2 separate regions of the Homo sapiens genome follow, and region 2 is linked to region 1. A link is a loop called in an ENCODE intact Hi-C map of the cell type or tissue named here. Cell type or tissue: heart left ventricle. All regions are shown on one strand.

Region 1 (8,000 bases):
CATTGGTCAGTTGATGATCAGTGGCTCTATTCAGGGCCTAGGACAGCTGGTTACATAATCAAGTCAAAGCCTGAACTACCTTGTAACTCTTAGGGTTCCCTGCTCCGCTGAGTGCAATGGTTTGTCTGGCTTGACACTTTTACAGCTTCCAAGACCCCTTCTCTGACAGCCTGTGAGCGCCTGTGTGTAGGCTGATCCTTGCAGCAGTCTCGGGGTACACCCTATGCCCAGGTGGGGAGAATTAACCTGTAAGAGCTACTTTTCACTTTTAGTTATTTAACTTAATATGTGCCATGAGGCTTTCAAGAAGTCTTGGTTGGGACTTCTTTATATCAAGGAGTTAAAAAGGAATTATTTGAGTTCAAGAGAAAGGAAAGATTAATAACATGGAAAACATCACCATCATGAGAAGCCTGTACTGGCAGTGTGTGCAGGTCTCAGTGAGCATGGATGTCTAGTGAGTGTTGTAAATATGCAGCACCCAGTGAAATGCAAGGTGCAATCTCACAGCAGACCGTGCTAAGACATCATTATTCCTGCACTATAAAGGCAGACTAGAAATCTGACCACTAAATATTTTAATAATAAAAGGGTAATGCTTATTACTCAATTAAATAAAATTTCCTACTTATTGTTATATTCCAAAGGATATCTATGATAGCAACATTTGGCTCCAGCTCAATGCTTATCTTAAAACTTGGCCATTTTGCATTTATCAGGATGTGTTTTTAGTGTACCTCTAAAAGGGTCCCATTGAGGCTTTTGTATTTCTTTCCCTGATAGGTATTTCATCCTTGTTAAAAATAGAGCCTCACATAAAAGCTGAAAACATGTTCCATCTCTGTATTAGTCCATTCTTACACTGCTATGAAGAAATACCCTAGACTGTGTAATTTATAAAGGAAAGAAGTTTAATTGACTCACAGTTCAGCATGACTGAGGAGGCCTCAGGAAACTTACAATCATGACAGAAGGGGCAGCAGACACCTTCTTCATGAGGCAGCGGGAGAGAGTGTGAGTGAGAATGAGGAAGTGCCACACTTTAAAAGCATCAGCTCTCATGAGAGCTCACTCACTACCATGAGAACAGCATGGGAGAAACCACCCCTCATGATCCAATCACCTCCCTCCCTTGATGTGTGAGGATTACAGGTCCCTCCCTGGACACATGGGGATTACAAACTGAGATGAGATTTGGGTGGGGACACAGAGCCAACCCATATTAGTCGCTAACTGCTTCTTTATGCTGATTCTCAACCTCCCCCTGAAACATTGTTGATCCAGGTCACTGAGATCTCAGGTTGAGGCGAGTCGCGAAGTCCTACATTTCCTCTGGGGAAACAGTGTGAGTGAGCGCCCATCCCATGGGTGTGAACCAGCCCAAATGAGGTGCTAGTAAACCAGGTGGAGTTGCCCCTTCCAGAACCATCTCCCGGTCTTCTCTGGCCTCCACTGTCCCCAAGCAAAGGGGAAGAACCACAGCTTTGTCCTGGTTAAAAGGACTCTGCAGTCACTGCTGGGTCTCTATTTAATCACAGTCCGTTACCACCCAGAATGGTTCCTGAGCCCTCCGCTCCACTCCACATACTGAGCAGAGTTTTGAAGTGTGATTAAATGGTTCATGCGGTGGCCAAAAGGAAGTAAAGGAGCAAATGGCAGGAATAACCCACGAGGATGGCAATCTGCTGACTGAGGGTCAAACATCCCACAACATTATGGTGAACGTGCAATCTCTATTTTTCAAGTCAGTCTGGATTTCAGATGTTCAGTGCCACTTGCCTGATACATTCATGGTATTCTTGTGAGCCGACCATGCCTCCATCTGGGAATCAGAACAGGTAGTGACAGCCTGTAGAACCACCCAGCTGAATGACAGGACAGGTCCCGGAGCTGCTGGAATTGTTGCTGAAGCATCTCCCCCACCGCAGATGATAATGCCATTGATGAAGTTCACTCCACTTTGGGAACCCCCTGAAGGAACTCGTGCCATTCATATTTGGTCATGTGCGTATTCAATGTCTTCCATCTGCTCACACTGTAGAGAGCAGTTTGCTGTATTTTTCTGCCCAATGGGCTGCTTTGGTTATAGATTATAAATAATTTATTTCCAGAATCTCAAGACTTTCCTTTTTCTTTAGGATTACATTTTGTATTTTTCATGTGGTTTGCCCTTCTGGGAGAATGTTCTCGGGTCTGAGTAACTTATTTTGGTTCCTCGAAACTGCTTTGGTTTGCACAGATGGTCTTCCTTTCAACCACTTTCCGTATTTTAATGATCTCTTATTCTTATGGAATTATTCCAAGTGACGTATTTGGTTTCAAGTTTTAGGCTGAAACACAGTTTTTTACTGCTAATTCCTGTCCATATGCGGTGTTTCATCTTTTGGGCTGACTGGGTGAAATCTGCAATTAGCTGTGGTCACTGGGGCACTGTTTCCCAAAGTAGGGTTTGTGCAACACCTGCATTCATAGTCAGCATGCTTCTCAAAAATGTAAATTTCTTGGACTAGTTGCAAACCCCCTGGTTTATAATTTTGGTGAGGGGCTGGGGAGTGGGGAGGGGGAAGGGAGGAGGCCCTGGAATCTGCATTTCTCACAAGTGTAGCAGGTGATGCATGTACACCATAGAATCTGAGAACCACAACCTAAGAGAAGGAGTGTAGTCTGCTGTGCTCCCAGACTATGTTTCTCCACACATTGCAACTCACAGGACCACGCTGTGAGAAGGACTCTGGCATTGGGTCTTTTCACCTGATCTTGTGGCCAGGTGTGGCTTGCTGCAACCGTCATTCCATGCAGAATCTTGCCATTCTGAAGGTGAACTGCACTATTATAGTTGGACTCCATGGAAATCAACCTGGCCACAGTGCCCAGGATGCGTCTGAGTGGGCAGAAAGGGGCACTTGGGAGGTCAGCATTCCCCAAATTTTCCACATAGAGGCAATATAAAAATGATGACATTTGCATTGGGAGTGCAATGTGCATTGGGAGTACCAAAGGAGGCTTCCTGGGGCTGCAAGATGCTAGTCCAGAGGCCCCAGCTTCCCCAAGCCTGATCTGGTTGTGTCCAGGGCCAAGGAGATAAAACCCTAGCATACCTGTATCCCATTTGTTGGAAGCCCTGTGTTAGATGTCTGTTGCTATAGTCCAGAACAGAAATAGAAGATGGCCTGTAGGAATAGTAGGGAGGGGATGAAGCAACAGATACTGAGGGTGGGGATTTTAGGACTTAACTAATCAGATGTGGGGAAACCAGAAGGGAAGGTATCAGAGGGCATTGGGGTCTGAGCCCAGCTGGGAGGTGGGGCCACTAACAGCAATAATGAGAGCCTGCCCTTGTTGCAGTGGAAGCTTTTATCTACTCTCACCTCTCTCTTCCGTGTCCTGGCCAAAGCCATATCCTTTCCCTGGTCATCTGTCCTGGGGGCTACTCCCAAAGGCCTGAGGCTGTAGAAGTGGGAAGACTGTGGCCCCCCAGGTGTCCAGGCAGATGACTGCTTTCGCTTCTCACAACCTGTGCTCCTACTAACAAGGGCTAGGGAGTATTTTCCCTATTTTATTTCTTAGTCGAGTAAGGCACATGCAAGCTATGTACCTCATTCCATGCATGACTTACTTGCCATGGGCTGGGGAGGGAGTTTATTGCCGGCCTTTTAAGTCCTAACTCAATGTTTTGTGTGTTTTTGCAGTCACCACCAAACAGCCACTTCAGCATATTGACAGAGAGCTTGTTTGCTCTTCATAGTAACCTCTGGCTGTGCTGTAGGCAGGTCAGGCTTCTAAATGGCAGTTTACTGAGGAGGACTCCTGGGCTGAGATTGTGTGGCGGCACCCAAGTCTTCCAGCCAGCAGGTGGCAGAACAGGGATCTCTGAATCCCTAATGCTGGAAAGTCTGGGGCTCCATTCTGATCCAGCAAATCACCATGTTTAGCCCACAGTGCAGCCCCCTCCTTAACCTTCTGCCCCAAACCCATTTGCCAGTTCTTGATGGCAACAATAGGAAAAGTAGGCTTCCAGGCAGGACTGATCCAAGAGACAGCTCTGATTTAAACCCAGGAGTGGGTTAGGTTTTGTAGCACCTGCAGCTCATACAATTTTGAAGTGCCTCTTTAAGAAAAAAAAAAAAAAAAAAGCAAACGTATGCTACTTTTGCAAACTTTACAGAAAACACAGGACCGTGCAGGTAAGGGGTCTTGACGCTTATGCTTTGTTAGCTTCTGGGTAAATCTGCTTCCACTTAAACACACTAAGGACAATTGAGGGCAGGCAGAGGCTTGGGTCACTGTTCCCTCTTGCTCACATTTTGCCTGGCACAGGTGCAAAATTACGGTACCATCGCATTTGAAAACAGCAGTTACCCCAAGCAGTTATCCCTCAAGGCCCTTTATAAATGTCAAGCTAATTATTAGATGATTAGATAATAGCTACAGTGTGTGCCGTCTGGGTGAGCTGTGGCTGCTGCTACCAAAACACCCTGAGAATGCCAAGTGACATGTTTGGAAAGGATTGGAAGGACTAAGAGTTCCAGGCCTGGACGGTGAAAACAAGCCTGGAGGTGGTCTCCAATGGGGAGATGCCTTAGAGGGAAAGGATGAGGAGGGCAGAGGCTGTGGCAGGTGCAAACATCTTCCCCAGAGAAAGGGCTCAGGTAGCAACAGCCACTTACTGAGCATTTGCTGGGTCAGGCTAAGCTCTTTACATGCATTTTTTCGTTTAACTCAAAACAACCTTTAAATGTGGGAAATTGTATTATTCCTAATTACCAGGTGAAAGTGGAGGCTGGACGGCACACACCACTAGTAAGCGGTGGAAAAGTATTTGAACTTAGAGCTTTCTAAGCCCATGTTTTTAACTCCTGAGCTGCTGGTGAGAGCCCTCTGGGCTAGGAACCCCTCTCTCTCCTGGTCTTTTTCTTTTTTCGAGATGGAGTTTTTGCTCTTTTCGCCCAGGCTGGAGTACAGTGGTGCAATCTCGGTTTATTGCAACCTCCGCCTCCCTGGTTCAAGTGATTGTCCTGCCTCAGCCTCCTGAGTAGCTGGGACTACAGGCGCCCACCACCACGCCTGGCTAACTTTTGTATTTTTAGTAGAGATGGGGTTTCACCCTGTTGGGCAGGATGGTCTTGATCTCCTGACCTTGTGATCTGCCTGCCTTGGCCTCCCAAAGTGCTGGGATTATAGGCATGAGCCACTGCGCCCAGCCTTCTCCTGGTCTTTTTCAGGAATGCATGGGAGGACTCATTCTGGGATCATAAATGACATCCCCCAAATTCTACCCCAGATCTGCCTACAGTCAAGCTTGAGGCCTTGTGGGCCTAGAACCAGGGCATCCTGGACTTCCGATGGGCAGGGCTGTATAGGAAGTTATGCCACCAACGAGGTGGTCCTGGACAGGGGCTGCATTAGGTCCATGATTTGCAAATGTGCTCTGTGGAAACTGAGGAAGTCCATGGAGCTTTTTTGGAAGCGGGGAAGAGCAGGACGGCATCTAATGAAAGGGCTCGGTAGGCAGGGTAAGGAAGCTCCAAGGACCCCCTGCCCCCAAATTCTACCAGAGCAGTCCCACCTTTATATGATGTCACGCTGGCCTTCCTGAAACACTCTTTTTTTTTTTTTTTTTTTTTTTTTTGGAAACGGAGTCTCACTCTGTCACCCAGGCTGGAGTGCAGTGCTGCGATCTTGGCTCACTGCAATCTCTGCCTCCCAGGTTCAAGTGATTCTCCTGCTTCAGCCTCCTGAGTAGCTGGGACTACAGGTGTATGCCACCAGGCCCGGCAAAATTTTGTATTTTTAGTAGGGATGGGGTTTCACCATGTTGGCCAGGCTAGTCTCAAACTCCAGACCTCAAGTGATCCACCTGCCTCAGCCTCCCAAAGTGCTGGGATTACAGGTGTGAGCCACCGCGCCCAGCCCCTGAAAAACTTTTTTTGAACAAAGGGATCTGCACCCCCAAAATGTATGCAGGCCAACCTAGGTCCTTCCAGCCCTGCCCCCACACTGGCTGGTTGGGAGCATTGTTCAAGGTTATGCCAGTAGAGCAGCCCCTCTCTTCCTCGTTAAGGCAGCCTGGTGAAGCTTTGAATCCCTCCTCAGAGCTATATTTTTAAATGCATGAAACAGAAGACATAGGATAACACCAATTACATTGAAATACAGTTATCACAATATTTTTATAGAAGCTAAAATTTTTGATATCACATCACAGATTCTTGTTAACACGACAAACAAGATCTAGTGACAGATCTCGCAACCCCCATAATTCTGAAGCAGTGATTAGCTTAAACAATAATTTCAGATATCGTAACAAATGCAGTGATATGAAATGTAACTTTGATTTCTACTGGCAAGTCGCAGATGCTGCTAAAATGTCTGAGGCCTGTTGACTACATTCAGAAGAGCAGGAGATACTCAATTTCAGTGGAAGGTTAGTGAAAATAAGGATATAAATTTTTTCCCCATTCAAGTTCACAGACCCTTCGAATTCTCTCCACAGCCCCACCGCCCCTGTTGTAAATCCATCAGCACAGTATGCTAGCCATTCGGGTCATTACTGCTAATTATAGCTGTTGTTAGTATTTGCTTCAGGCACAGCTGGCACCATGGCCTGGCTGGTCCCAGCTTCACTCATTCCCTGCTCTCAGTCCTAGTGACTAGCGAGGGAAACGTGTCTGCACAGCTTTTCTCCCTGGATGGAAGCCGAGTGCCTCTGGCCTGGAGCCTGTCCCTCAACCTGTCCCTCCACCAGGGAAAGCTGCAAAAGGGAGTCTGTGGCCTTTCCATCCTGGGTCTGTGGGAGTTCATCAGAGCAGAGGGTGGGCTCCTGACCCAGCCTGTCCTCATGGGAGTGCTGCAAGCTGACACCTAAGAGAGAACTGCCTGATTCCTAGGGTGACCTACCCTGTCAACAGAGGAGGGTGTCTCTGTTGCAAAGGCCTGGGAGGAGGTGGCCGGCAGAGCTTCAGAGAGCCATTCTGGGGTAAGCAGCTTATTTTTCCCTCCCTGCAATGGCTTGTTTTCAGACTCATTCACAGAATGCCCCAGAGGCTATGAGACCAAGGAAAGGGTGACACTTTTCCCCTGCACCTATGGTGGAATGGGCACAGAGGAGAACAAGGCTCGTGTGCCTCCCTACTTCTCAGGAAGGAAACTGCCTGTCATCATTGTTTGCAATTTCTCAGACACCACACAGTGGTGCCAGGTCCCTGTTGGGTGGCCCACCGTTTGAAGGGCTCCTGGCTCAGACTGGAAAATGGAGAAGGCAGGGTAGGGTCGGATGAGCCCAGACAGAGCCAAGAAGGTCAGGGCTGGCAGAGACCTCAGGGGACATGTGACCCTCCTGCCTCATCGCCAGGTGAGGAGCTGGAAGCCGGGTCCCAGTGGGTCAGGCCAGAGCCAAATATCAGCCTTTGTCACCTCTCCTGTGGCCTGATCAGTCAGTGCCTTACAGCCTCTCTGGTGGGATCCCTCATCCCTCCTGGTGACGGGGTGGGGAGAGGACAGACATTCAGCCTGCCAGATCCTGATTTCCTCATTGGTAAAATGGGAAAATGATCATCTGTCCCTCAAAGGTTGGCAGGAGGCCTTCATCTCTTACTAAGTGCCCAGCACAAAGATAACAATAAAATCACAAATAAGAGGTCCCTGCCCCTCTCCCCTTCTGTGCTGAGTTCATCTGGAATCCCCAAGGCCCAGCCTCAGGCCTGGTGCTCAGTGGGAACTTAAAGAATCCCTGTTAAAATAAAGATGGATGGCTCTGACCTCCAAATGCCAAGACCGGGCTGTTTGCAAATCTAAAGGCTCCTAGGCAGCAGTGGGAGGAATTTGAGCAGAAACATGGAACAGCATGTCCAAGGACATAAATTCCAAGTTATTTTTGTTGGGAAATCTGAAGAAAATAATTCCATCCACATTCCCCACGTCGGAACTGTTCTCCCAGGTTGGCTTCAGCAGCGGCCCATTCCAGCCACCCCTCCTTCCTGCAGGCAGAGGTGAGGCCCTAG
Region 2 (8,000 bases), 170 kb before region 1:
TCCGTTAGTTGTCTGTTCACTCTGTTGATAATTTCTTTTGCTGTGCAAAAGTTTTTAGTTTTCTGAAATCTCGTTTGTCAGTTCTTGCTTTCGTTGCAGTTACTTTTGGTATCTTTGTCATGAAATCTTTGCCAGTTCCTATGTCCAGAATAGTATTGCCTTCCGGGTTTTTATAGTTTTGAGTTTTATATTTAAGTCTCTAATCCATCTTGAGATGATTTTTTGTATATCGTGTAAGGAAGGGGTCCAGTTTCAGTCTTCTTCTAGAACCATTTATTGAATAGGGAGTCCTTTCCCCATTGCTTGTTTTTGTCAGCTTTGTTGAAGATCAGATAGTTGTAGGCGTGATGCCTTATTTCTGGGTTCTCTATTCTGTTCCATTGGTCTATGTGTCTGTTTTTGTACCAGTACCATGCTGTTTTGGTTACTGTAGCCCTGTAATATAGTTTTAAGTTGGGTAGCATGATGTTTCTAACTTTGTTCTTTTTGCTTAGGATTGCCTAAGCAAAAAGTGAAGAGCTCTTTGGGCTCTTTTTTGGTTCCATATGATTTTTAAAATAGTTTTTTTCTAGTTCTGTGAAGAATGTCATTGGTTGTTTAATAGGAATAGCATTGAATCTATAAATTACTTTGTGTAGTATGGCCATTTTAATGATATTGATTCTTTCTATCCATGAGCATGAAATGTTTTTCCATTTGTTTGTGTCATCTCTGATTTCTTTGAGCAGTGTTTTGTAGTTCTCCTTGTAGAAATCTTTTCACCTTACTGATTAACTGTATTCCTAGTTATTTTATTCTTTTTGTGGCAATTGTGAATGGGATTGGGTTTTTGATTTGGCTTTCAGCTTGACTATTGTTGGTATATAGGAATATTAGTGATTTTTATACATTGATTTTGTATCCTGAGACTTTGCTAAAGTTGTTTATCAGCTTAAGGAGTTTTTGGGCCAAGACTTTGGGTTTTCTAGATATAGGTTCATGTCATCTGCAAACAGGGATAGTTTGACTTCCTCTCTTCCTATTTGGATGCTCTTTATTTCTTTCTCTTGCCTGATTGTTCAGCCAGGATTTCCAATTCTATGTTGAATAGGAGTAGTGAGAGAGCATCTTTGTTTTGTGCCAGTTATCAAGGGGAATGCCTTCACTTTCGTCCATTCAGTATGATATTGGCTGTGGTTTTTGTCATAGATGGTTCTTATTATTTTGAGGTATGTTCCTTAAAAGCCCAGTTATTGAGAGTTTTCAACATGAATGGGGTGTTGAATAGTATAGCTGTCCAGTGGGAATATATTTTGTTTCTAAATTCACCATGTGTTGTCTCCATATTTCAGGATTAGGTCAAAGCAGAATACTTTTTTTTTTTCTTTTTAAGGCAGAGTCTCATTGTCTCCCCCAGGCTGGAGTGCAGTGGCCTGATCACTGCAACCTCTGCCTCCTGGGTTCAAATGATTCTCCTGCCTCAGCTTCCCAAGTAGCTGGGACTACAGATGCATGCCACCATGCCTGGCTAATTTTTGTATTTTTAGTAGAGTGGGGTTTTGCATGTTGGTCAGGCTGGTCTCAAACTCCTGACCTCGAATGATCCACCCGCCTTGGCCTTTCAAAGTGCTGGGATTCCAGGCATAAGCCACGACGCCCAACAAAGCAGAGTGCTATATGACAGATAAAATCAGTGTCATCAGCTGATGTGGAAGCCAAATGTGGCAGGGAGAGCAGGAATTTTATTAGCACATGGTCAAGAAGCCAAGTACAGATTAGGATTTGTGCCAGGTTCACCTGGACACTCTATTCTTGACTCAAACAGATGGTTTGTTTAGTAGCAAGGATTTTGGTGATAACAACTTTCAGAGAGTCTTCCTTTTGTGCCATCCTCTCAGAATTTGGACCGAATGCCTTCTCTATCTAATGTATAGTTGTCACCCTGAAATCTCCCTTTCAGGATCATCCTTCTTGACCTCTCATCTATGATGATCTCTTACTTGCTGTATTTCAGATCTCCCTTAGTCTTTGTTTACTTCTTTTAGTGGAGCCCATTTTCCAGTAGCTTCTTTTTAAAAGATTGTATGGGAAGTCACTTTTACACCTGGCATGTCTGACAGTGTTTTTCTACCAACTACTCTAACACTTGCTACAGGGACGGGTTGGAAATAATTTTCTTTAGAATCTTAAAGTTTTTGTTCTGTTTTTGTCTTGCTCCTGGTATTGGCTGCTGAGATGTTCAAAGCTGGTCTAATTTTTAATCCTTTGTATGTAACCTGTTTTTTCCTTTCTAGAAGGTTTGTGGAACGTTCTTTGTCTCCACTCTTCTGTAAGTTACAGTGGTATTCCTTGGTGAACATCTGTTTTCATCCATTATCTTTGCTATTAGTAGGCTCTGTTAATGTGGAATGTCATTTTCTCCGGTTCCGGGGAATTTTTTTGAGATTGTTGTTGCTGATTTCCCCCTCTCCAATTTCTCACAACTCTTTTTGGCCCTTGTATTACTGGCATATGGGACCTCGTGTCTTGGCCCTTTCATATATTCTTTCTGCTTTCCATCTCTTTATCTTCTGCTGGGCTTTTTGGGAGATTTTTTCTCAACTTTATTTTCTAACTCTTTGGTCGTGTATAATTTTTGCTAATCATTTTTGCTGTTTTAAACTTTCAGTAGCTCTTTTATTCTCTGGATATTTCCTTTCTTCATTTTATTTTCCCACAAGAACATGTTATTGTTTCCTGATTGCAGTATTTATTGTCTTTTTGAAAATGTTAAAGATAGTTTTCTTTGAAGTTTTCTTTTCCCCTGAATAGTTTATTTCCTTCAAGTATACTTTTTTTTCTGTTTAATTTAGTCTCTAATGTCATGTTAGAGTGTTTGCTCAGAAGTCTCATTATCTGTTCCTAATAAAAAATGGGTGATTTAGAAAGCCAGTAGAGGCTTGCACGTAGGTGAGGCTTGTGAACTTTGGGCTTTACTGAGGGGTGATTTATGTGGGCTGTTTATTAGGGAATCCCTCAATGTTTCTGTATTTTCGAACTCCTGACCTCAAGTGATCTGACCGCCTCGGCCTCCCAAAGTGCTAGGATTACAGGCATGAGTCACCGCGCCTGGCCTGTTTCTGTATTTTTGTCTTTCCTCATAGCCTGGTCAGACATCCCAGAGAGTACACTCCTGTCTTCTGCCTAGGACTGTGCTGTTCAATACTGTGGCCACTACCCACATGTAGCTATTTAAATTGAAATATAATTAAGTTAAAAATTCATTTCTTCAATGGCACTAGCCACATTTCAGATGCTCAATAGCTACATGTAGCTAATGGCTGCAGTTTTGGACAGCATAACTAGGGAACATTTCCATCATTGCAGAATATTCTATAGGACAACTGGCATAGGACCAAAGATCTTGTTGCCAGCCATCTGAGAGCTCATCCAGGGAAGATGGTCTGAGGTTTTAGCATTCAGGATTCAGCATGTATATGGTCACTTAATCCCACTGTTCTTAGAGTGGTGACCATGCCCTAAACTGTGCATTTCCTAATTGGGAAACTCTGTTTTACCTTCTCTAGAGAATAGACATGCAAGTTTATGCTGCGGTAGGAGAGGGACAGTTACCCAGAGGTGCAGAGAGAGAAGGGAATCTAGGAATCCACCTGCCCCTCACTCATTACCTAATCCTCTTTATTTTGGCAAACTGCCATTCATCTCCATTTGCATCCAGCAGTACCTGATGCTTCCGCCTCCTAGGCCTTAGGAGGATTCTGTGGGTTTGTTTTCAACTTTTTCCTCTGCTGGCTTACACTTTGTCTTTGCAGGTCAGCCAGGATAGTCAACATTTGGCTTTCTGCTTTCCAGCTTTTAAAATGTTGTTCTTTTTTTGGTTATTCTTTGTAGGTGTGGGATTTTTAGTGTGTTTTTTGAGAGAGCACAATTAGATATTTCATCTTAATATGAAACTCTTCAGACCTTTTTAGTTTTGTTTTTAGTTTTTTGGAATTCTTATTTTATTTCATGACACATTTGTTTTTATCAAAATTAATAAATTTATGTAAGCAAAAATAGAAAAAATTAACCACTGTATAATGTATATATAAAAGGTTATCATATTCTAGATAATGCTTTGTAACTCCTCATTTTCCTTATGTTGATATTGTTCTGCTGGATGTCTTCTCTTTGCCCTCTGGACACGCTCTCCATTCTTTTCTTTTGTCTGCCTCAAGAGACCCAGGGGGCACACTTTTCTCTTATTTCCAGTTGGGTGAGGTCAAGGGGAAGGAAGCCCTCGAAGGAGATAAAAGGGTGGATGGAGATTAAGGAGAGGATATTTATCTCCAGATAGCCTCTTTGTGGCATAATCTTGAGTTTACTATGCCCCTCTGTTGAAATCAGACCTATTAATACACCTAGAAATACATGTACTCACATACACAAATATACATAGATGTACACATTTTTAAAAAATTTGGCTTAAGGCAAAAATGGGATCATGCCATCTATTATATTTTGCAATCGGTTTTATTTACTGAATGTCAAGGATACCCAGTCATATCAGATGATGTGAGTTTCCTTATTCTCTTGAATGCCTGCTTAGTATTTCATAATAAATGTTAAAATAAATGTTCCCCCTTCTCTTATTGGTAGGCTTTATTATTGCCCACTGTTTATTATTACAAATTATACTTACATGAACAATGTTGTATCCATTTCTCTGTGTACTCCTATAAATATTTCTGCGTGATAGAGTTCTTGAAATATAATTATTAATTAAAAATGCACATTTCTGTCTTGACAAGTACTGCCTTATTACTAACTTAAAGGGTGGTACTTAATTTACAGTCTTAGTAGCAGGATAGAAAAATACATTTGTATCTATAGCCCTGCTAATGTTAAATATTGTGAATATTTTCAGTTTTTCTAATGAGATAGAAGGAAAATGGTACTTTAATTTATATTTTACTGATTACTAATGAACATATTTCACAAAAGATGTGTTAGGGTTTTTCACTGGAAAATTTGTTGAATCTAAACTGAGTTTAGATTAATTATTAATGTGTAGTTATATATAAATATACTGTTTGCTACATTTAACTATATGTATTTAAATATATAAATATCAATAAATATATGTATATATAAGTCAGCACAAGTTAATTTTCATTTTCCTGCATTTTTGGAAAAAATGGGGAATTTCTAGGGTTCCCTAGTTACTAGAGTAAAAAATGCAAGAAGTGCAACTTTAGTATAATGTAGTTGAGTGGTTTTGTGTGTACTTTATTGACCCCTAGTCTCATGAATGAATGAGTTTGCATTTGCTTAAACAATATGCTTAATTCATTATATGCTTTTATTATTCATTATTTACTTTTTGGCCTTTAAACTCTCTGCAGTTTTGGATTCTTTTCTCTGTGAAAAGAAAATATCTTGGGCCCCCCAAATCACTAAGCTAAAGGAAGAGGTCAAGCTGGGAACTGCTTAGAGCAAACCTGCTTCCCATTCTATTCGTAGTCACCCCTCTGCTAACTGAGATAAATACATATCTGCTTGCCTTCTGTGGAGGGGCTAATCAGAAACTCAAAAGAATGCAACCATTTGTCTCTTATCTACCTATGACCTGGAAGCCCCCTCCCTGCTTCGAGTTGTCCCGCCTTTCCAGATAGAACCAAATGTTCATCTTACATGTGTTGATTGATGTCTCATGTCTCTCTAAAATGTATAAAACCAAACTGTGGTCTGACCACCTTGGGCACGTGCCTTCAGGACCTCCTGAGGCTGTGTCACGGGTGCCTGTTCTCAACCTTGGTAAAATAAACTTTCTAAATTAACTGAGACCTGTCTCAAATTTTGGGGGCTCACAACTGCATTTTCTGAGAATCTCCTTGGTTATAGGTTCTCTTAGCTCTCTCAATATAAACAGTGTCAGGGACTCGTTAATGGAACTAAATCTTTCATTCCTTTACTTGTAAGTACTACTGATAAATCAGCAACTTGCTTTTGAGGCTTTTGTTTGGATGAGGTGAGAATGTAAAGTGCCTATTTTAGGACATACTTGACATTGTCAAGGGACATAACAAGGTCCTTTTGAACCTTCACATTTACAAATCTATTGTAGCATATCACTTCCCCCAAGAAGTGCTTATGAAGTAAGTAGAACAGAATAAAGGCTTTTTGAGATTAGGATACTAGACAGTTGGCCAGAGTCATTAATTACTACCTAAATGGTTTGTTTTTTGACATCAGCCTTGCAGTGTTCACAATTCAGTTTTGAGTTTCAGCAGATTACTTCCATGTTATGACCTTTGGATTATTCATGAATAGTTGAATCTCTAGATGTTAAATATGTAAATACCAAGAGCCCTCTGTAAAGTTCCTGATAGGTATTCGGTGGTCAAAAGGTAGCCTATATTTAGAATTTCTGTGTTAGTAGAGGCCCCAGAGAGGTTTTCCCCTAACCTCCTAACTTTATAAGTGAGGTGTCCAGGTTAAGTAATGTGGTTGTGATCCTCTGGCTGTTGAGTGTTGGAGCTGCATCACAGACCTCTGTGATACCAGCGTCTGTCAGTCCTGGGATTTTTGCCAACAAGTCCCATGCACTCTCTGTTTGGATCCAGAGCAGGCTCTTAACAAAATCAATCTGTATACTGATTGAGTTCATGTTTATATACATTTCACTTTTGAAACGTTTATATACATTTCACTTTTAACATTTATCCTAAAACATGACTCATATGCCTTAGATATTTTTCCTCCACCCCTAGTGACCTGGCAAATGTGGTTTTCTTGGCCATCCTGGCCTGGGTGTGTGTACTTTCTCCCTCAGGCCTATGTTGTTGTAACCCCCGCTCCCCCACTGCCCCCATTGTATACCTATACCTCAGTAATATGAGTTTAAAAAGTTTTCTGATTAAGCCATGCTGTTTCAAATTTCTGTGACTCTGTAGGTTATTGCCTGGAGTATTCTCTCCCCTCCCACAACCACTTTTCCTCCAAGAGTCTAAAGCCTTCTTTAATCCCTGTTAGCAGAGTTCATCTTGTCTACTTTGATCTACCCTTAACACCTGTTGCATACCTCCTATCCCTCTATTACAGCATGTATCACAGTGAATTGCAATCATTTATTTTCGTACTTAGCTTCCCCATTAGACTCTGAGAGTAACGCTAGTTGCTAACACTTGACTTGTTATGTGAATAAAATAACTAAGGAGATTCTATGAAAATGTTTCCTTCCTGAGCAAGGAACTATAGGTATCCTTAATGGAGTCCATTAATCTTTGTCAGGGAGTGTCCTCCCACACTGTCATATGTTAACTTAAAGAATAACGTACACAGTTATTAGTGAGGTTATTAAGATTGTTGTTAATTCGCTGAAAGGAAAGTGGTCATTTGGAAAAACTTGTTAGGTTACACTTGAAGTAGGCATAGTTTTTCAGGATTATCTACAGTTCACTTCTCTATCTCTGTTATTTGTCAATAAAATGTTATATGCCCTTTTAAAACTGCACTTAGTTTTCAAATGTCTTTTTAAAAACAGTATCAGTATTATACAAAGAATGCACAAAACATGATACTAAATTGCAGTGTTTTTAATTACTTTTCAATCATGGCGTTTTTTATTTTAAAGGGTTTTTAAAGATTAAATATTTAATTTGTCAGTTATTTAACCCAATTTTCTTCCAGCAGAAGCTGGCAACTCCCATTCCTTGCCCTTCCCCAAGTTTTGGTGTGCTATACATTACGTTAGGTATTGAGGGATAGTAATGAGAGACAGGACTAGCTGGATTTCCTAGGCCGACTAAGAATTCCTAACCCTAGCTGGGGAAGGTGACTGTATCCACCTTTAAATATGGGGCTTGTAACTCAGCTCACACCTGACCAATCAGGTAACAGAGAGCTCACTAAAATACCCGTTAAGCTAAAAGCAGGAGGTAAAGAAATAGTCATCTATCGCCTGAGAGCACAGGGGGAGGGACAACTATCAGGATATAAACCTAGGTATTCGAACTGGCAGTGGCAACCCCCTTTGGATC

Evidence for each region. Peaks named below come from ENCODE experiments on the same cell type or tissue, not always from the same donor. Only the 100,000 strongest peaks of a DNase experiment are listed, where the experiment ranks them.
Region 2: a loop joins it to region 1, with 4 times the contacts of the local background. A loop is called at or near these places in 8 of 110 quality-filtered maps.

Annotation. Positions count from the first base shown.
Region 1 is chr2:30,682,402-30,690,401 of GRCh38, forward strand. No RefSeq gene overlaps it. Among named protein-coding and RNA genes, the nearest start is that of CAPN13, 120 kb to the right of the region's middle. In heart left ventricle, a CTCF peak has its summit at 3,818 (motif pointing right); DNase peaks (open chromatin) are centred at 6,681 and 7,286; H3K27ac peaks cover 2,577 bases.
Region 2 is chr2:30,508,222-30,516,221 of GRCh38, forward strand. The region is part of intron 1 of LCLAT1 (lysocardiolipin acyltransferase 1); the gene reads left to right. Among named protein-coding and RNA genes, the nearest start is that of LCLAT1, 65 kb to the left of the region's middle. RefSeq lists an enhancer at 7,675-8,000. In heart left ventricle, no CTCF peak of the experiment used is centred here; a DNase peak (open chromatin) is centred at 3,070; H3K27ac peaks cover 5,568 bases.